Regions from separate parts of the Homo sapiens genome. Here region 2 is linked to region 1. A link is an interaction called in ENCODE POLR2A ChIA-PET data of the cell type or tissue named here. Cell type or tissue: A673. All regions are shown on one strand. Links, peaks and the distances in the headings refer to the core of each region. The heading gives the core; the rest is flanking DNA.

The links. Peaks named below come from ENCODE experiments on the same cell type or tissue, not always from the same donor. Only the 100,000 strongest peaks of a DNase experiment are listed, where the experiment ranks them.
Region 2: POLR2A ChIA-PET joins it to region 1 with 5 read pairs; 3 of 35 experiments call an interaction of 5 or more read pairs at or near these places.

What each region holds. Positions count from the first base shown.
Region 1 is chr2:29,711,013-29,721,293 of GRCh38, forward strand. It overlaps ALK (ALK receptor tyrosine kinase), which reads right to left. Exons shown (of 29, transcript NM_004304.5): 2 at 6,566-6,685. Among named protein-coding and RNA genes, the nearest start is that of ALK, 210 kb to the right of the region's middle. In A673, for the core only: no CTCF peak of the experiment used is centred there; no DNase peak of the experiment used is centred there.
Region 2 is chr2:29,490,349-29,500,629 of GRCh38, forward strand. The region is part of intron 4 of ALK (ALK receptor tyrosine kinase); the gene reads right to left. Among named protein-coding and RNA genes, the nearest start is that of CLIP4, 380 kb to the left of the region's middle. In A673, for the core only: no CTCF peak of the experiment used is centred there; a DNase peak (open chromatin) is centred at 5,403.

The DNA of each region.
Region 1 (10,281 bases), core at 1,500-9,499:
TCTCTGTTCCAGTCAATGACATCTTCATCCACTCAATTACTCAAGGTGGATTCTCCTGAATAGGAAACCAAGTGGTGCTCACCTTATATCCAGAATCTCTTCCAGATTCTCCTCCTTCCCTTTCTTTTCCATCCTATGCCTCATATGTAGGACCATGCCCAACTCCTGAGCATTCTCAGAGTAACTGTCTCTCCAGCCTCACCCCAGGTCCTCTACAACCTTTGCCACAGAGCTTGACCTGTTCCCAAACACCTTTGCACATGCATCCCTTTTGTCCAGAACACTCTTCTCCTGACTCTCTGTGTTCCCTAGAGTCCAAGGTCCAGTTCAGCTGCCGCAGTCTCCAAAACATCTCCCTTCTTGAGTCCTCTACAGACCTGGTCCTCCCTCCTCTGTGTTCCTGGGCCTCTGTTACTGCATTTGTCAAAGAGCAGGTATGCTTACCTCTTCCCCCAGAGCTCCTTGAGGGAAGCAAATGTGTCCTATTTGTCTTTATCACTGACATGTCTAGAGCACAACTAAGCATACACTCGGCACTCCACGACTGTTGACATCCCTTCTCCCATTCTCTGTGTTGGTGGAGACGTGCTAAGGGGGAAATGATGCAGGCAGGGTGGGGGTTGTGGGAGGGCCTCTGAAGGGGGAAGTCAAGACTGAAGCAAGCACTAAGGAGCCACCTGCCCAGGGGTGAGAGCTGAACCATGTCAACGGGAAAAAGAATAAATGAAAAGGCAGTCAGAGAGCCAAGGGCGACCCCTACTTTTGTGTCTTTCTCTCTCTTTCCCTGTGTGTCTCTCTCTGTCTCTGTCCCCTTCCCCTCATCATCTGTTTCCCTTTGTCAGTGTCTGTCCCACTTTGTGAAAAGTGTTTTGAATGGATCTTTTCTGACTTGTTTTTCTCACCTTTGTGTCACATGGTCATTCATTCTCTTATTATATTTTATTCTGACGTTTTTTCTTTCTGCATTTCCTTACTCAACTTGCCACCAACATAGAGATAAATTGTTCATATTTATGAATGGCTCTATGTGTCTTTGTTTTAAAGAGATATGACCAAGAGGAGCATTTTAAACATGTCTCTCCTCGAAACACCTAAGGCAACTCCTTTATATTGAATTTCCATGGATTGAGTATATTGGCTCCCAGCAGGTCAGGGCCCTCCAGGTGATAGGTGGTCCCTGATCCTTGGTCTTGTGTGACTGCCAGCATTACTGTCCCCTTTGGGACTCAGACTTTGTGGTGAATGCATGCAGAGATCTTTTGCTTATCAAGCTTGTAGATGAAAATACAGAGGCATGAGCTAGGAAAGAGCTTGACCCCCTAGCTCAGTGGAGCAAGGCTAGGAAGAGAACACAAAAAGACCTGGCCTGGAAGGGGCAGAGGAGTTGGTAAGGAAGCTTTCAGCCCTGACAACAGTCCACAAGGGAGCTGCTTTTCACTGACACCAGTGCTCCTGAGGACCAGAATGGCTGATCACAGCCAGCCACATTAAATACGTAATTTCAGAAATGCGATCAAACTGACTTCCTGCCAGAGCTATGAAGCAAATCCTATACAGAGCCAGAGGTCCTTTGTGTTTTCCATTTTTGATTCTGTGTTAGGCTGATTTTTTTTTTTTGAGAGAGAGATATTTAATTTACCTAGTCTTTTCAATCAAAGAAATTGATACATTAACAGGATGGGTGGTGATGGTGGCAGTGGCAGGGAAAGTAATTAAAAAGTCTAATTTTTCTTTCTAAAAGCACCAGCCCCTGAACTGGATAGGTCTCCTTGGACTGGAAAGCAGACAAAGTTTGAATAAAACTTTTATTCAAATCTAACAATTATTTTGTTGTGCTTAGATGTTGGGATGTTGGGAAGAATATTTTCTTTTCCAGGAGCCAATGTTTTGGACATTAGGGGGCTGGATCAGCTTCTTAGGGCAGTCATAACAAAGTACCATCAACTGGGTGGCTTAAAATAACGGAAATTTATTTTCTCACAGTTTTGGAGGCCAAAAATTCAAAGTTAATATGTAGGCAGGGCCATGCTCTCTCTGAAGCACTAAAGAAGGATTTGTTCCAGGCCTTCCTCTTAGCTCCCAATGCTGCCCGCAATCCTTGGTGTTCCTTGGCTTGTAGACACATCACTCTAATTTCTGATTCCATAGTTACATGGTGTGCACCCTATATGTGCCTGTGTTTTCTCTTCTTATAAGGACACCAATCATATTGGATTAAGGCCCATCCTAATCCAGTATGGTCTCATTTTTATTTGATTGCAAAGACTCTATTTCCAAATAAGGTCACATTCACAGGTACTAGGGCATTAGAACTTTAACAAAATTTTGTGGGGAGACACAAGTCAATCCCCAGGGACCATAGTCTGGGATGGGGAGGGAGGGTAGAGAAGACAAGACTACCTACAGTGCCAAGGGGATTCCACTCATGGTTAGAAAGGGTTGAATTACTTGGCCTGCCTGGGATAGTCTCCATTTGGTGATATCAAGTCTTGGTCCCATAGCTACCCAAGGTCTTAGACATCAGACTGATCATTTAGCTAAACACCAGGTCATCCAGGAAGTGGGCATGCTCTCCAGGCAGGGAAAGCTCATCTTTGAAATAACTTTGTGATATGATAGAAAGAGCACACAGAGAGTCAGAAAGTCCAGGTTCATTCTTTTCTAATGGCTCACCTACTCCGTAAAATGAAAGCACATTAATAAACTCCTTTGACCCTCGATTTGTATTTCCATAAAAATAAAATATAAAATAATTTTCATCTACTGCAATTTTATAATACAACTTAAATGAGAAAAGTGGGTGAAAAAGAGTTTTGCAATGTATCATGTTTTTTTTTTTTAAATAAATGAAAAGTCCCTTTCTCCTGCTCATATGGGCAGAACCTTTCATCGTCCTGTTTAAAAAGTTGATGTGATTCTTCCCATACCCAGAGTGGGCAAATATGATTTAAAGGTGGAAAGGATACCATCTGTCTCTGTGGCTCTAAAACTCAAGGTGATCAAAACTGCCTTTCAAAACCCCCGGTGGCCTCAATCTTTTAGCATCTGGTGCTACCTGATGGAACAGATTTTTATCTGAGTAGGTAGTTAGAGCCTAATCCTTTAGCCAAGCCTATAAATAAGTCTAAGGGCATGAGAGCTGATGATAAAAAGAAAAATAAAGTCTTTCTTTAGACGTCCTCCCTCTCAAAGCCTTAGGGGAGGAATGTGCAGCCCTCTGCTCGCTGATGATGAAATTAGTGGGCGCTCGTCATTCAACACAAAGGCGAGAAACGACTGGAATCTGATGTCAAAAGCCACGGAAGAGAATATATTTTACACAGCATATTAGGCCCCAATGCAAATTAGAAGAAATATGGGGAGCCTTCAAAAAGGTAGGTCAAACTTTTTCCTCAAGCAGATAATTACAGACTGGGGGTGAATAAATCTTATTAGCCTCTTTCCACCTTGTCTCTTCTCATAAAACACTGGAAAAAAGAAAGCCATTCCAATTCAGAACTGGACAGCTCACCCAACAGAGGCCTAGCCTAGTGGTCATCAGGACACCTGCGGTCAGGTTGTTGATGCTCACTCTCACTCCCCCACCCTGACGACCTCCCACCAGGATGCAGGTGAAGACAGCCAACCAAGCGTGGACTTCCATGATGGACTTGCAGAGACTTGGTGACTTCTCACTGTCTGAAGAACGATCCCTTCAGGCAGCAATTTTCCAGTCAAATTTATCTGCCCAAGTTTGAGGCCTTAAAATTAATGAAGTTGTTAACATTTCTTAAAATGTCTTTCACGGCAGTTGAAAGGTATGGATTTATCACCCAACTCAGCTGGCCTCTTTGATTCATAGACATGTGGGCTGAGCTCCCACCAACATCCTTAAGGGGACCAGACTCTTGGCCTTAGCTCTGTCTTTAGCTTGTTCTGCAGTGGGTCTTGGGGCAAGTCCTCAACATCTGTACTCTGAGGTCAGCCCACCGGGGACACTATGGCAGTGGGCTTAGCTGCCTATGGAATGATTTGTCTGTCCTATGAGCAGTGAAAGGGAAGGGCCAACCCTTACCTGTCTTTATGTTTGCATCACTTCCCACATCAGGCACAGGGCCAAGCACCCAGAGATGGTGATGGTGGTGGTAATGTCTTCATAAGTCTCAGCTGAATTAAATATGGCAGAAAGATGTAAAGCCTCTGGAATGCCCACCATAGTCAGTTAAGGAACCACCAATGAAGAATCAGCTCCTCCTTCCCCATAAATCAATAGCAACGATGGTGATGACTTGGGTACTCTTACCCAGAACTTGGGCAGTAACTGCCAATGGTTTGGGTCCTCTACTCTGCCAAGAAGGGAAATCATGAGGATTCCAGACCAGGAGGAGAGTTTGAAAGAGATCTTGAAAAACCTCCAGATCGATTCCTTTGCCCTAAGGTGGCATGCCATTTCACCCTCATTTTACAGATAAGGAGGATGAAGCTCAGGGAGCACCACATGGTTTATCAGGGCCAAGCCATGGGTAGGAGGCAGCTTAATAAGCTTTCATGATTTTCTCCTTTTGACCTGCAACCTCTTATAAGATGCTCCACAGGGAACAAATATGTTGCCCTCTGCAGCATGGAGTGGGTAGATTTACCCCTTGGGGCATTCTGCATTTTATAAAAATTGTCCTTCTGTAGAGATACTGAATGACTTTGGGAGCAAAATCAAAAATGTTACCTGAAGACCAGTTGTATCGCAAATCTGGTTACAAAGCATTAACAATGAAAAGATCCAGATTTCAATTATTTATAGATACTTGCCCTTATCATAAGATGACACTCAGTGTCTGGTTTAAATAAAATCAGGAAGTAATTCTTATCTGGAATCTCCTGACGACCACTGATCTTTCTCTCCTGCAAGGGCTGCTTAAGAATCACAGGAAACATTCCAGCACAGAAGATAATTATAAACTGCCCCAGGGTTTTTGATGGATTTTTTTTTAAGTTTAAAATATGGTACAGAAAGGTACAGTTAATATGAACCAAGAGCGTTATAGATGAGAGACAGCAGGCTTTGGACTGGAAGCTTTTCTATAGTGAGTGGAACATCTCTGTTAGGTGCATTTTAAATAGCTTAGGCCCAAGGGTATAGACTGCATAGAGGAATAGGTAAATATGCCCAGAAGGGAATCTAGAACTCCGTGCCACACCAGGTTTATAAATACTTAATTGAATCAGGCCTGATGAATGAGTTTCATTCTGGAGGACTTTTGCATTCATTCATCATAAATATGAGGCTGGTGCAAAAGTAACTGTGGTTATTGCCATTGAAAGTAGCCATTGAAAGACTAATAAGGCTTTATGCATATCTTCCATGCGATAGAATAAAGTGGAAAGCAAAGCTTAGTGTCTGTCCTTATGGTGTTCACCCTAGAGGAGTTCAAGAGAATTAAAATGTTCATTTGAAATGCTTCTTCTCTCCTCTAAATCTTCTCATTGCAGAGACCCAGCTACTATGAGCTGTTAGAATGAGCACAGAGAAGGAGGAATCTTATACCATGTAAAGGCAGCCTCCTGAGGGCTGCTAGGACAGGACCTACCCGGGTGGGTAGGTGGTACCTGGGAGAAAAAATGAAAGTAGGGGAAGAAGTCTGGCTTGGTAGCTGGAGAAGCCACTCTGTGTGATCTTATTAAACCTAGTTTCCACATCTGTAAAAATGTAATTGGACCTGGTCTCTTCATGTCGGATGCTGTTGCAGAATCAAATGAACCAAAATAATATCAAAGAACATGTTTGGGAAACTTTAAGGAGCTTCTTAACTGTAAGGGGCCCTGGAAGACCTGTGACGCTCATAATAATAATCCCCTCTTAAGAGACTGATTGTTGGCTGGGCACGGTGGCTCACTCCTGTAATCCCAGCACTTTAGAAGGCTGAGGCAGGCGGATCACGAGGTCAGGAGATCAAGACCATCCTGGCTAACACAGTAACACAGTCAAACCCCGTGTCTACCAAAAATCCAAAAAAAAAAAAAAAAAAAAAAAAAATTAGCCAGGCATGGTAGTGGGAGCCTGTAGTCCCAGCTACTCGGGAGGCTGAGGCAGGAGAATGGTGTGAACCCAGGAGGCGGAGCTTGCAGTGGGCCGAGATCGTGCCACTGCACTCCAGCCTGGGCGACAGAGCAAGACTCTGTCTCAAAAAAAAAAAAAAAAAAAGAGAGAGAGAGAGATTGTGATTGCTAGAAACACTGTGGGTTAGAACCAGAAAGCAAGCTACAGTCAAGAAGCAAATAAGCATCTCCTCTAATGATTGATAAGGGGATGGCTGGAACACTATATACCATAAAGGCTAAGCAGGAGGGATATGGCAGACACAAAGCCCTTGGCTCCCACCAGGATACAGAATGCAGCTGGAATGGCCTGGCTGGAATGGTCCACGGGGTTGAGCGTCACTGGGAGACAGAGGGCTCAGAAAGACTTCTTTTGCATATAGGGAGCTGAGGGAATGCCCTGGAGCACTATGAATCCCAAACTGAAACTCACAGAGTCCTTATTATGAGATAGTGACAGTGTATCTCAAGTAAATATTAAACATATACTTACCATATCGGCTGCGATGAGACAGGAAAGGGAAGGAGTCTTTCATTATCCAGGTGAGATTCCATGTAAAATAATCAGGAGAAGGAGAAGGCATGTTTGTTGGTGATTCCAAGGAGCTATGACCTGGACATAAAAATAAAGAAAACACTGATCCATGTGCTTGGGGTGTGTCTTTTAGCTGTCACTCAATATCAGTCAAAAATGAAGTTTATAAGGGGCTTTCATGACATCCATCGGGAAGATGAGGGGGAAAAAATTGAGCCACCAGTAGACTGAGTTGACCTCAGGACCCTGATGTACATTTTCTATCAAGGGCAGACAGATCTAAGAGGTCTGAATGTTCTGACCAAGGCCATGCTGAGGATCTCTGGGAGATGAACTAGAAGCCAGGGCACTTAATGGCTTGGTCTAAGAGTTCTATCCAAAGTCTATTCTGCCTATAATAATTTGTGCAGCTTTATAGAGAACTCCAATTCATCTCGTCCAGATAATGCCTCCATCCCTACTTTATGTTCAGACTTGTAACTTCCTCTAATGTTGTTTGCTTGGGTTATTGCCTTATCAATGAGAGGGCTGAAACTGCACTCTGAAGTTATGAGTTCTTAACAATTATGTTATTGTCAGGGTTGTGGGGGAAGCTAGGTGACCGGAGTTTTCCCAAAGCCAAGAGGCCAGAAAGCCAAAAGGATTAATGTTTCTGATTTGCATGAGAGAAAGAAGGCTTGAAAGAAAAGCAGCAGAGAAGCATTATTCCTGTCCTTAGCAGCACCTCATGTGGATTTTGTGTGGTGAAAAGTCATTACAATATATCTACAAATCAAATGATCATGCACTGCCTGATCTAACACAGTGCTTCCCAGAAAATCCCAAGCTCAATCACTATTTGCTAATGTTTTACGGCAGACAAAGCCTTTTTTGTTAAAGAAGGAAGGATTTGAGAATTAGTTCTCTTTCATAGATAGATGTGTCACAAGACTGAGTGCAGGGAGGAGGGAAGGAAGGAAATTAGCATTTCTTCTGTAGCTTCCCCGGAACAGACGCCATGCTGGACTCTTTACCTACATAATGTCACATGATATTCACCGTGGCTCTTTGAGATAGAAATGATCATCTCTGTTTTACAGATGCATCAACTGAGACCTAGAGAGGCAAGTGATGGAAGCAGAAACTGAGCCCAGGTTTGCCTCATATCAGCAGGCCATGTTCTATGGTGAATGGGCTGACCTGCTATTCTGGTGGTAACTGTTAACCCACTTGGAGGGACTTTGTGAAGAGGAAAAGGGGGAGAAGAGGAGAAGAAGAGAAAGAAGAAAAGGCAGGCAGCAGGAGTAGCAGAGGCATTTTCCCAGTCTGCCTGCTCTGCAGTTTCTTCCACATTACCCCCTGTACCAGCTCTTGCAGGTTCTGGTCTCCTACCTCTAACCCCCTTTTAGGATAAACCCCACTTCACACACTTGAAGGAAATCTCTGGCCTGGGTACCCATGGCAGTCTCTTGTTTCCAGACCCCTCCACTATTTTACCTGCAGGTGCTGCCCTTAGGCAATGCTTATTAAAGGCCCTTGTGCCCTGCAACTGGGACAGGATGGGCATTCCACGGTCTCCTTCCTAAAAAAACATTTTAATCTCTGCTTTCCATAGCTCTGAGTTGGAAGTGCTGGCTCTTGGGTATCTAGGAAAGAATTTTGACTTTTCTCTTATATTTGGTCTACAGAGATTAGAACTGAATTGATTTGTGCCAGGTACATCTTTCTGCAGCATTTCTGCAAAACAGCTCAGAGGAAATGCACTGAAAGGGGTGAGAGTCTGTGTTTGTGAGTTGCAGAGAGAAGCCATCTCATTTCACCTGCACATCAACTCTGTTTCGTAGATAGGCAATGGGGCTCAGAGAAGTGAATGCAAAGCCACGTAGGGTTACTTTGGGTGGGGTTAAGTTTATTAGCCTTTTAAAAAATTAGTATGTATCGAGCACATATGGACCGGTATGATGCTAAGTGCTTTAAATGTGTGATTTTGTTTACTTCTTACAGTAACCTTGTGAATAAGTTTATTTGTCCTCATTTTGCAGCTGAGGAAATTGAGGCATAAAGACGTTAGTTACCTTGACTACAGCCACACAGCCAGCAGGAGACAGGAAATCAGGGTCAAAAGACTAGATCAACTGACACTGAAGTCCAAGCTCCTTTCACCACTCTGCACAGGCCACAGACTGGTGCAGGGTGGTCCTCAGCTCTCCACAGGGCCTGGCAGGGCCCCCACGACACAATGGCTGAGGTCAGAGGCCACCACTGAGCATGCTTCAGAATAGGGCAAGTGGGAAGGGTCTGGGAAGACTCGGACAATCAATCTCCATGTGAATAAAAATTCACTTAGACTCTAGGTCTGAGTCATTGGCTAATCTCAAATTTTAAGTAGCTTTGAAGTGACAGGAAGACTAAGCCTAGGTTATACTTTCCTGTTTCTAAGTGATGTCATTTTTCTGAACCATTCAGTTTGGGAATGATATTAACTTCTTCCTGGATGTGAGGAACCAAGCAGATGGGGCTAGACTTCAGGGAGCACTTATGAATCTGTGAATGGGTACAGAATGGCAGATAACTTTAATATGAATGGGGGCCAGATAATATATTCAGGGGTTTAAAAAAAAAGAAAGCTTTCAAAAGGAAGGGCTCTGAGGGCTGGGTCATGACCCAGCAAGGTAATATGGACATCACTGTGGGCCATCTCTTCAGAAGCATGAGCTTAAAGCCTTTTATATCACAAAACACCAATAACTTGCCAGGCATCCACAGGGTTGAATATTGCAGGGTTGAAAAAAAGCAGAAAGTCTTAACTTGCCCTTACAGGAACTCCTAGAATTTCTTCCAGCCAGTGGGCTCACAGGGTCTCCAATCTTACCCCTGAGAGTAGGGAGTGCAAGTGATAAGCCGGATGAGGCTAGGGAGCTAATGTGGGGGTCAGCCAAAAGGCTGAGCCTCCCCACCTGAAAAGTCAAGGATCAAGGAAAGCAAAGCCCACATGAATGCAGTTGTTTTCCAAAATCGGAAGCATTGGAACAGAAATGAGTGCTAGTCAAAGTTCACAGAATACACATCAATGTAGAATATAAAGAACAAAATACTTCTGCATTTAACAAGTACAGGGTCAAGACACTGTCTGTTCCCATCAAGCTCTTTACCCTTGCCCTACCCAACCACTGCAGGGAAGGATTTTCTAGCAGAAAGAGAAGCCATGCCATCAGAAGCAATCCATTTAAGCTAGAGAAAGCCTTGTCTTTTCAGGGTTCCACTCTGAAAATATGAGGATCCAGAGTGAAATGGGCCTCATCAATGCAGATATATGGGTGAAGGTATGAATGCAGACCAACTGGCTCAAGTAGAGTGACTCTTGGACCTTGGGAGATGAAACGTAGATGAGAAAGGAGTGGGGAAATAGGAGCAGGAGCTTCTAGGTGCCCAAGTGAGGCAGACAAGTGAAGGCCTGAAGAGAAAGGAGGAAGAAATATACCTGGACTGAAGGCATTATTGATTTGCTAGCAATACAATTGTTGCTGTTTTTCTGATGATTTCTTAAGCCCTTTCTAGGCACTGCAGGGTATCAAGGCAGAGTGAAAACCTCAAGCTCTTGACACTCTGAATTTTTCACTGTGTATCATCCCCCTAATGTCCTCAGCTTCAGCTCCAGGGCTCATCTCTATCATAATTTCATTTCACACAATCTC
Region 2 (10,281 bases), core at 1,231-9,230, 220 kb before region 1:
AATCTGAAAGTGTTCACGTGCCAGGTCAATGTTGGGGAAAAAGGAGTTTAAATACTTGTCATATACTTAGGCCACTGGTTCTCAAAGTGTGGTCCCTAGATCAGCGGCATCAGCATCATCTGGGGACTTGTTAGAAATGCAAATTATTAGGCCTCGTTCCAGCCTAGAGTCAGAGACTTGGGAGGTGATGGTGGGTGTGGGGAGGGGGTTTTAACAGACCCCTCAGAGGATTCCAACACATACTCAACTTTGAGAACCACTGTGTTCGACAACATCTAAATCAGGCCCTTGGATTTTATGGATGCCACGGGCCTCTTTGGCAGACTGGTGAAGTACATAGATTCCCCAGAGTAATGTTTTCAAATATGTAAAACTACAAAGGAAACCAGTTATACTGAAATATAGTCATTAAAAAGTTATGCTGCAATAATGTATGTGTTTGTTTATAAACACATGAAATAACCATCTCATGGCAGATCTAATAACATCTGTAATTTTGATGTAGTGATGAGCTTCAGTAGTATTTCAAGATGTCTGCAACAGCTGTCATGTGATTTCTATTACTGACAAAATCACACAGACTCCTATTACTATAGTAGTAGTAAATTTTTACCTGCATTTACAATGGAAGAAATGCTACATTTCAGTGAGAAGTAATCAAAATAAAAATGTCATTCTTTCCATCCATGTTCATAGGCCCCTCAATTCTTTCCAGGGTCCTCTGAGGATCCATGGTCCCCAAATTAAGAACTACGCTATAAGTCCTTAATAAACATTATCTTATTTTATTCTTTTAAAAGTTTTACTCCTAATATTCCCATTTTATGGATCAGGAAACTGAGGCTCAGAGAACTGAAGAAACATGTCTAATGTCTCATGTGGTTAGTCAGATATGGAGTGTGGGCTCAAAGCCCCTGTAGAGACAGGTTTCCGTGGCTGATCCATTAGTGCCTCTCAGAGTGCCTAGAACAGGGCCGAGTTCATAATATGTACTCAGTAAGTATGCGTTGATTGCATGAATGAATGAATTGAATTGAACGTCAAGCCTGTGTACCTCAAAATTCCATGCTGTCTCTACTCTCCATCTATCCCATGCAACTATGTATGAAAAGGAGACTTTTCTCCTTATTCATCCAGCAGGTAGGGAAGGGTAAGTTCAGTTCCCTGATCTACTAGACCTGACAACGGAGCTTTGATTCTAAAATTGATGTTGAATACACATAGCACGAGCAACATTATTCCGACAAAATTGGAAAACAATTCAACAAATTGAGGAGAGGAGTGTCTCAGCAAGGAACGCCAGTCCCTCTGGTTTCTCTTGGAAGCAGCTGAGCTTGTTAATGAAACAGGTTGTTACTTTCACTTAACGTGTGTCCTTCTTTAACTGACAAATTAGTTAGTGCCAGCAGGAGAGGCAAGAAGGCAGTGACTAAAGGGGCAGGGAGTGCTGAGAACCCAGGCTCGGAGAGAAGCACAAAATGAGAGAAGAGAAACATACCAGGCCTTCTCTTCTTCTAAGCAAAACAAATTTTTCTCAGGCACTTTTCACAGATGTCTAATGTTCTTAACTAACCACACTTAATTTAATTACCTTAAAGTGAATTGGATGGCTGAAAATTCATTTACATAACAGCAATTCTAATACTTATAAATTGCACAATCAATTAAATCCTTAAGAACAAATGTATAGACTGTAAATGAAATATCTATCTAGTAGGATTAATCAAAAGCTAATCATGAAAAATATCATCCTGGGTCTGGCTCAAAGAATATGCCATGGTTACCATTACCAATTACAGTATTGTAGGGCCTGCTTTAATAGGTAATCATATTAATTGACAACACTATATTTAATGTGTTTCCATAATCCTTTCTTTCTGAATCAGAGATTCATTTATCTTTAGGCTGTGTCTTGCTGCAACCCATCATCAACATTGTCATCAATGTTACAAGTGTGTATTTGAGTGTGTTTTCCATGGAAGACATGGAGCTAGCCACTGGGGATGCACTGAGAAATAAAATATAGTGCCTGACCTTATAAGAAGAGAGACAAGGATGAAGGCCCTTGATGGCTCGGGTGAGGATTGCTTAAAAAGAGTGAGAGAAAGTCATTAGGAGTGGGAAGAGGGAATCAGGGCCTAAAGGGTAGACTCCATATCGTCCCACACTGGACCCTATTCAGTGCTGGATATGTCCAGGGCCTAGCTGTTTCTGCACACGGTCAGTAGGTGTTTAGCCCAAGTTTGATGACTTCAGTTTGGTCCAGTAGTTCTGCCTGATAAGAAAAAAGCCAAGAATATGGGTGAGGAACTTCCTCCTGCTGTTCGTAAGGATTCTTAAAGATGATTTTTGAGAGCAGATGTAAATAACATCAAGGGTTTGTTTGTCTAAGCTAGGGATGGAACCCATGGCTTTCCAGCTATGCAGATGCCAGTTGCAGATTAGACGTAGGTAACTGTTTTGATTCAAAAAATCAACTTCATAGTGGTAATATTGGCAAAGATCCTTGAACAAATTTAAAAACAGATTTCTAACCAGATGGTATGGGAGTATTTAGAAAAGAATGCAGGAATCATTGAAAAGCCACTGTGGGTAAACTCAGAATCAAGCAGACAAACCAATCTCGTTTTCTCTTCTGATAGGCTTGGCACTTGGCAGGTCAAGGAATGCAGTGGAGAGCATGCATCTCATTTCAGCTTTTGATGAAATCTCTCCTGCTGTCCTTTTGAGTAATATGATAGATGTGGATTAGTTGATAACAGTATTAAGTGGATTTACACTTACTTGAGCGTCAATAGCAAGGAGTGTGGATTGGTGTCTCTCTGTCCTCTGCCCTGTCCTGTCTCACATTTTTTTCCAACACTGGGATGAAGACTGGATGGCTATAGCCCATTGGATTTTCAAATGGCTCCACCTGGGTAACTCATTCCTGTGATCTGGGCATCTCCAGTTGCCTTAATTACTCCGCTGTTTCAGGTCCTAATTTCGCCTCATCCCCAAACTCTGCTCCACAACTCAGCCAAGGCCAAAGGCGTACACATCAGAGAGTCACGTATCGTGTTTTCTCCAGATGTCCCATAACAGAATGAGCTGTCTGTTCCATAACAAAACGAGTCCTTGTTAGGATGTTTCTAGGAGGTCCCTGCATCACTGAGAGGTTGACTAGGATGCTCTGTCTAGCCTTCCTGTTTTCTCTTTTATTCTCTGAGGGAGTGGCATGCAGTGAAAAGAACACTGGCTTTCAAAACAAAACTGACTTCACTCTTTGCTCTTTGGGTAGGTCTCAGTTTCCTCATCTGTATAATGGGGATAATAATTCCTACTTCCCGAGGTTGTGGGAGGATTAAGTGATGAGGCCTGTCTAGTGCAGCAAGCACATAGGTGTGCCCTCTGTCAATGTTAGTTCCTTTCTGTCTTCTAGAGAGCACTTTGGAAGCAGGTGAACAGGCTCCCTGGAGGTACCATGCGAAGCCCTTAGGACTTGGTTGGTGAGGCAGCCCAGTGAGGCCCTCTTTGCAAGGCCAGGACTGTCAGGATGAAACGGCCTCAAGCACAATGAAGGAGAAGGCTCTTTCACCCTTCCATGTCTAATTCTGACAGAGAGGAGGAGACACAGTGGGGTGGATGCAGAAAGATATACTGGCTCTCCACTAACTTGTCGTGGGCCCTCAGGCAGGTTGCTCAGTGTCTGAGGACCTGTCTAAGGGTCCTCCTATGGGCAATAAGAAGCAGAATCCACCAATGTGATGGGAGGCTTAGATGTGTGGCTTAGATCCACCAATGTGATGGGTGGCTTAGATGAGATTAGGTATTTGGATTTCCTGGCTCAGAGCCTGTCACCCAGAAGGTGCAGTATAAATGGCAGTTTTGTTTCTATTAAGATTTGTGATAATAATAGTATCAAGAGAACAGCTTCAAGCTTTGAGGCCTCCAGACCTGGTACTGGTCTGCTCTGGGTCTCTGTTCATGGTGAGGGAGAGCAGAATTTTTAAAAATGAAACAGGAGCTGCGGGAGAAATCTGGGATGAGAGGCAGATGCTAACACTACAGAGAGCTTGGTGAATGAGGGTCTTTAGAAGGCCCACTCAGTTTGGGGCTCTGAGATCTTTAAAACAGCAAACTTTCCCACACTCACGAGGGCCATGATCCTATGAGAGACAGTGAGTCTTAAGGGGTGGGTGGGGGAGTGACAGCTGTAGATGGCTTCCACACAGGTGCTGCCCCTTCTGCGCGGTGCCAGGCATGTCCAGCCCCTCTGCAGTTTGAGGTAACCCAGCCTGGAACATAAAGGGGTGAGTTGTGCTAGCTGCTCCCTCAAGTCATTCCCAGGCCTAGAATCCTTGGGTTCCAGGTCTGCCTGGCCTTTGAGGTGGCATTACAATAGGACCCTTTGGATGCCTTGATGGGTTTTGCCTCAAGGTTGGAGTCCCAGGACTGACTTCCTGCCTAGTAAATTCCATGCTATTGTGAGAAGCTCAAAGCTCTTTAGAGACTCGTGTGTGTGTGTGTGTGTGTGTGTGTGTGTGTGCATGCATGTGTATGCTGCACATAGTCTCTTAGTTCCTCACTATTAGACCTCAGAAGGGACTATTTTGTTTGTTTCATGTATTTATTCATTCAAAACATAGATATCGCTCACCTGCGATAGCAGACTGTGCTTTATGATGCTTTCACCCAAGATGCTAGCATGTTCTCTACTCAAAAAAATAATAATTCTCCTAAGACATCTAACATTTGGCATCTGGAAGAGAACAGGATGTTTAATGTGCATGAAGTATGTTCACAGAGCCGGGGTGGACTTAGGAAGTGAGCCAGCTCCCTCCTGCCTACCCCAGCTCTGCTCCCTGCTCCTTCCCTGCCTGCTTCGTGCTGCAGGAGGCTGAAGGGGATGAAGTGCATCCTGCCTCCCTGGCTCTCTGGCTTCTGGTTGTGTTTGGCCAATGGGAACACCACAGTAGATCAGAGCAAGGGTGGAGGGTGGCATTGGAGTGTTTATTTCTCTAGTTCCTTTCCCGTGGCACTGCACGGTATGTTCCCGAGTCAAGGTCTCTTCCCCTCTCAAGACAACCTTCTCTACAAAACTCTTCTCCCTTTGGATTCTAGCAATCACGCCTTCCCCACTGAGGACTGGGCTAGTGATGGTTACTAGCCCTGGCATACTAGTGCTAGTTACTAGCCCTGGTGGTTTTCTTACCCTCCCCACACCTTTGTAAAGAATCTCCCTGATTAGACTCACCTCAAATTATCCAATTTGAATGTGCCATCTCTTTCTTCCTGGGACCTTGAGTGATAAAGATCATCTATTCCTTATTTTGACAGAGGAGGAAACACAGGAAGTGACTTACCCAAAGTTACTCAATTAGAGAGAAAGCCAGGACTCAAGCTGACTAAGACTATCATGAATATGTAGAACATTGACCCAGATTTTTCTGTTTTCTTGTGTTTCGTCTTTTCTTCTTGGTCCCTGGAAGATGCTGTCAGGAGGTTTCAGTGTAATTAATTATGCTGGCACATCCAATGAATGGAGCTATGATTTAGCAAGTCTACTTGAGATGCTGATAAATTAAACAATGAAATGCACATTTCAGTTTCAGTTAAGAGAATCCTAACCTAGTTGAGGAAAAGAGCACAACCTCACATTTCCTTTCTAAAAGAGGAACGTTTTACAGAACTCCTATGTTGAGATCCCCCTCCCTTTGCGGCCGCCTTTTTCCCATGTCAGTTCTCTGCTCAGGAATAGACTATAGCCATGTAGGGATCAAATGAAATAACTTATCTGAGGTATTTTTAAACACTGTAATGTTCTTTATAAAATGCAAAAGATTATAGCTATTCAATCTATAAATATCTGAATGTAGGATAGCATATGCTTATAAACAGCTTTTTTGCTCATTGTTTATTACATCAGATCCAAGCTTATTTGTCAAAATGTTAAGGTCTTATAAAAATGTACTGCCTTTCCTCCACAACTCACTCACTTTTTCATCAGGCAGTGTGGGCTCGTGGAACTAATACAGACAAACTAGATTCACACTTGGTTCAGGGTCACTGCATATGGCAGTGCAGGCTGTGTCCTGCACAGGATGCCACATCTAAGGTATTTGCATCATCACTGCTATAGATCTTTATGTTTTTTAATGACAGTTTTCCAGAGGATAGTAGTAGAGTGGCTGGCTTTGTTAAACTTAGTATATTATGACAATTTTACAATAAATAAAAAAAAATGCCTTGAGGAAGAGATAACTTTTTCTAATATGACCTTCTCCTAGCTTCATAATAAAGCAATCATATATAAGTTTATGAAAATCACTTACTTCAGGTTGTATAATCTAATCAAGGGAAATCTCTTAGAATAGAGATGACAAATATTTGCCATGTACACCACCACACTTTGCCCATGGAAGACCCCAGTAGCCACCATGGCTCCCTTCCTCAAGTCTGGATGCAACTTACACCATGTGCCAAGCAACCATTGCCAACCAAATGGGGCTGGCATACTGGCTGATATCCATTTGCTGTCACTGCTCAAAAAGGTTGTTGTAAGGATTTCAGGATAGTGAATCCACAGCACCTGGAACAATGACCACAATCATCATCACATTCCGGGCACTATAGATTCACCATCTTAAAATCCTGATGAGGCCAGGCATGGTGGCTCACGCCTGTAATCCCAGCACTTTGGGTGGCTGAGGCGGGTTTATCACCTGAGGTGAGGAGTTCGAGACCAGCCTAGTCAACATGGTGAAACCCCGTCTCTACTAAAAAATATGAAAATTATCCAGGCATGGTGGTGGGCGCCTGTAATCTCAGCTACTAGGGAGGATGAGGCAGGAGAATCGCTTGAACCTGGGAGACGGAGGTTGCAGTGAGCCGAAATAGTGCCACTGCACTCCTGCCTGGGCAACAAGAGTGAAACTCCATCTCAAAAAAGAAAAAAAAAAATCTGATGATTGTGGTCATCACAGGCTCTGCCACCAGAGCCCTGTGAATGTTCTCCAGGTCTGCGTACCACTCCCTTGGTTGGCAATACCTGGCTCCCTCCCTACCACCGGCCTATGCTCAGCCTCAATTCATTGCTCAAATAGAAACAGAACCTTGGTCTAGGTCAGCATGGTGCTTGCTACTGAGTGCACCAGGGCTCCCAGCAGCACACACATCCCCACTGACCTCAGCTCACTCTCTTTCCTCCTCTCCTCTCTAAACTCCACACAGACCCATGCTCTGTTGCTGCTAATCAGCACTCAATGGTAATTTGTAAATGTCTGCAAAACTCATTATAATTCTTTTGTGTGTCCAGGCGCTGCATTCCTATCAAGAGGGCAAATCCCTTGAAGACAGAATCTTTTTCTTCCTTTTAGGTTCAATATTCTGCTCACATGGGAACTCAACAAATCATATTGTTTCGGTCATGTAGGGTGCCTTGAAAAATAAGGCATGATCATTTGTTATAACTAGTCCCTGGTCACCTTCTTCATATGAGGCTAAGAAAATGAATATAGTCATGAAATGATTATTGCTCTCCTGGTCCAAAAAGTAAATTTAAATTCTTTTCTTTCTTAAGTCCAAAAGATACAAAACTAATTGAGAACTCCTGATATTGTTATAATACTATTACTTATAATAAGTAATAATAGTAGAAGTCAAAATACAATTTCTAATGCCATTACTACTAACTTCATTAGGATTCATTTCTTCCTCTCCCCCACTCTCATTTGGCCAAATGCATTTCAGTAAGTGCACATGGGAGCTGAGAGGATGATAAAGAATTATGAGTCTCAGTATTTATTCTATGCTCTCCCAATATTGCAGCTCTATTCCTTCCAGATGAGATGGCATTTTGACTGTGGGTGATATGATTAATGCCCAAATATGACCTAAAAAATTGAAAGGGAGGCACAGTGACTGGGTTTGGGGGAGGAGGTTGGGAGATATCCTTCATTATTTGTCAGGCTACTTAGGCAAGGAAATACACTTATTGATGATAAATATGCAAAAATGAAACAATAAAATTTTGAACTGTGATTTTTTTTTTCAAAATCTAAAGCCTGTAGGGTCTTGGTATGTGGGTGGAGGGCCTATGAGATATAGAGGAAATTACTGATGCTTTCTCTGTGTCGACCTCATCCGTAAAATGGGAGTAATGGAGCCACCATCAGTGCCATGTCTATTGTCTTGAGGGTTGAAATCAGGGTCTTGGGTGCAGTTGTACAGGTTGGGCCTGCTCTGGAACATTCTGCTGAGGGGAGCAGAGGGGCCCCAATGGAGCGGGGCTCCACTTGCCAAGCCATGGCCTTTTGCTTATGCATCTTTGCTCATTTGCTCATTTGTCTGCCAAGAGCAGAGGGGCTTTTTCTAATTTACAGGAAGAAGCTGTTTGTGCTCACAGCCGCCCTGATTGAGATAAGTATGTAATGACATTATTATTCAACCAAGGGCTTTCACTTTTTCCTAATGAGTGTCTATTCATCGCACTAGTGAGGAGAGTGTGGAGTTGGATCATCACTATAATTGAGCACAGTCAGAGACGGTGGCATGAAAAAGCCAAGGACGCAGATTCACAGGAGTATAGCATTTGGAAGCTAGAAGATCACCTACTCCAAACACTCCCATTTTGCAGAAAAGGAGTCCAAGACTCAGAGTAAACTTCTCCTCCCCATCAAAAAGAAAAGGCTTGTTAGTTAAGTTCATGAAGCTGGCTGGTGGTAGTTGGAATGAGACCTGTGGTGGCCTGCCTGGCAGTCCTACAAATTAGAAGGCAGGAGTTCTCCATTCCCAAGATATACGTTCCTCACCCCGGTTTTGTGGCATTTGAGAATCCAACATCTGAGTATTTCTTGAGGGTCCTTCTCCAGGGTCTCCTTTTTTTTTGAGACAGGGTCTTGCTGTTACCCAGGCTGGAGTTCAATGGTGTGGTCTCGGCTCACTGTAACCTCTGCCTCTCAGGTTCAAGTGATTCTCCTGCCTCAGCCTCCCAAGTAGCTGGAATTACAGGTGTGCACCACCATGCCCAGTTAATTTTTTGTATTTTTAGTAAACAAGGTTTCATCACTTTGGTCAGGTTGGTTTTGAACCCCTGGCCTCAAGTGATCCACCTGCCTTGGCCTCCCAAAGTGTTGGGATTACAGGTATGAGCCACTGCACCCGGCTCCTAGGGTCTTCTACGTTCAGGTTGAGGGCTGACTAGTTTTACAAATACTCGAAGTTCAGATACTTTTCTCCCACACATCTCCCTGGTTCCACTCTCTAGACCCTCTCGCCTCCCTCCAGCCAACCTCTTTATCAGATTGTTCATCATTATTGCTCAGGCTGAAAATCCAAACCCCAGCTCTCCTCTTCCAACCCTCATTTCTCCCCGGGTGGACTCATTTTCACCACCGTGAACCACCTTGCATGGAGTTCCCTCTGCTGCCAGCCCATGTCTTCCTGACTGATTGAGTCTTGCGGTGCCTCCAGGTGTCTTCCTAGCCATAGATCTGACTCCAGCTTCAGCAGGCCCTTTCTCTTGTCACCCTTGCCAGCCAAGTATACCTTCCCCTCTCCTTCCCCTGTTCTTCCCTCCCCAGTGGTTGCTTTTCTTATTCATGGAACACTTGTCCCCATCTCATCACCCAGTCACCAACACTGGGGACATTGTGACACCCCCATACACTTGGGTCTCGCTGTTCCTTAAGGTTGGATGGTGCCCACTCCTCCTCAACACGGCTCCTCAACATGGCTCCTTCCCCACAGTGGCTCCTTGGCCATGATTTCCGATCCCAGAGTTCCTTGATGGCTGATATGGTTTGGATCTGTGTCCCCCACCCAAATCTCATGTGGAATTGTAATACCCAGTGTTGGAGGTGGGACCTGGTGGGAGGCAACTGGATCATGGGGGTGGAATCCTCATGAAAGGTTTCGCACCATCCCCTCGGTACTGTTCTTGTGATAGTGAGTGAGTGAGTTATCACAAAGTTTGGTTGTTTAAAAGTGTGTGGCACGTCCCTGCTACCGCTCTTGCTCTTGCTCCACCGTGTAAGATGCCTGCTCCCCCTCTGTCTTCAGCCATGATTCTAAGTTTCCTCAGGCCTCCTGAGAAGCCAAGTGGAAGCTACTATACTTCCTGTGCAGCCTGCAGAACCATGACCTAATTAAACCTCTTTCCTTTATAAATTACCTAATCTCAGAACTAATACAATGGCCACCTATTCTTTTTCTTCTACCTGGTCTAGCCTCTTCTTTTTTTTTCTGGAACCATCCCTTTATCCTCATCATGTGCTCTAGTCCCTGACTTCACCTCCTCCC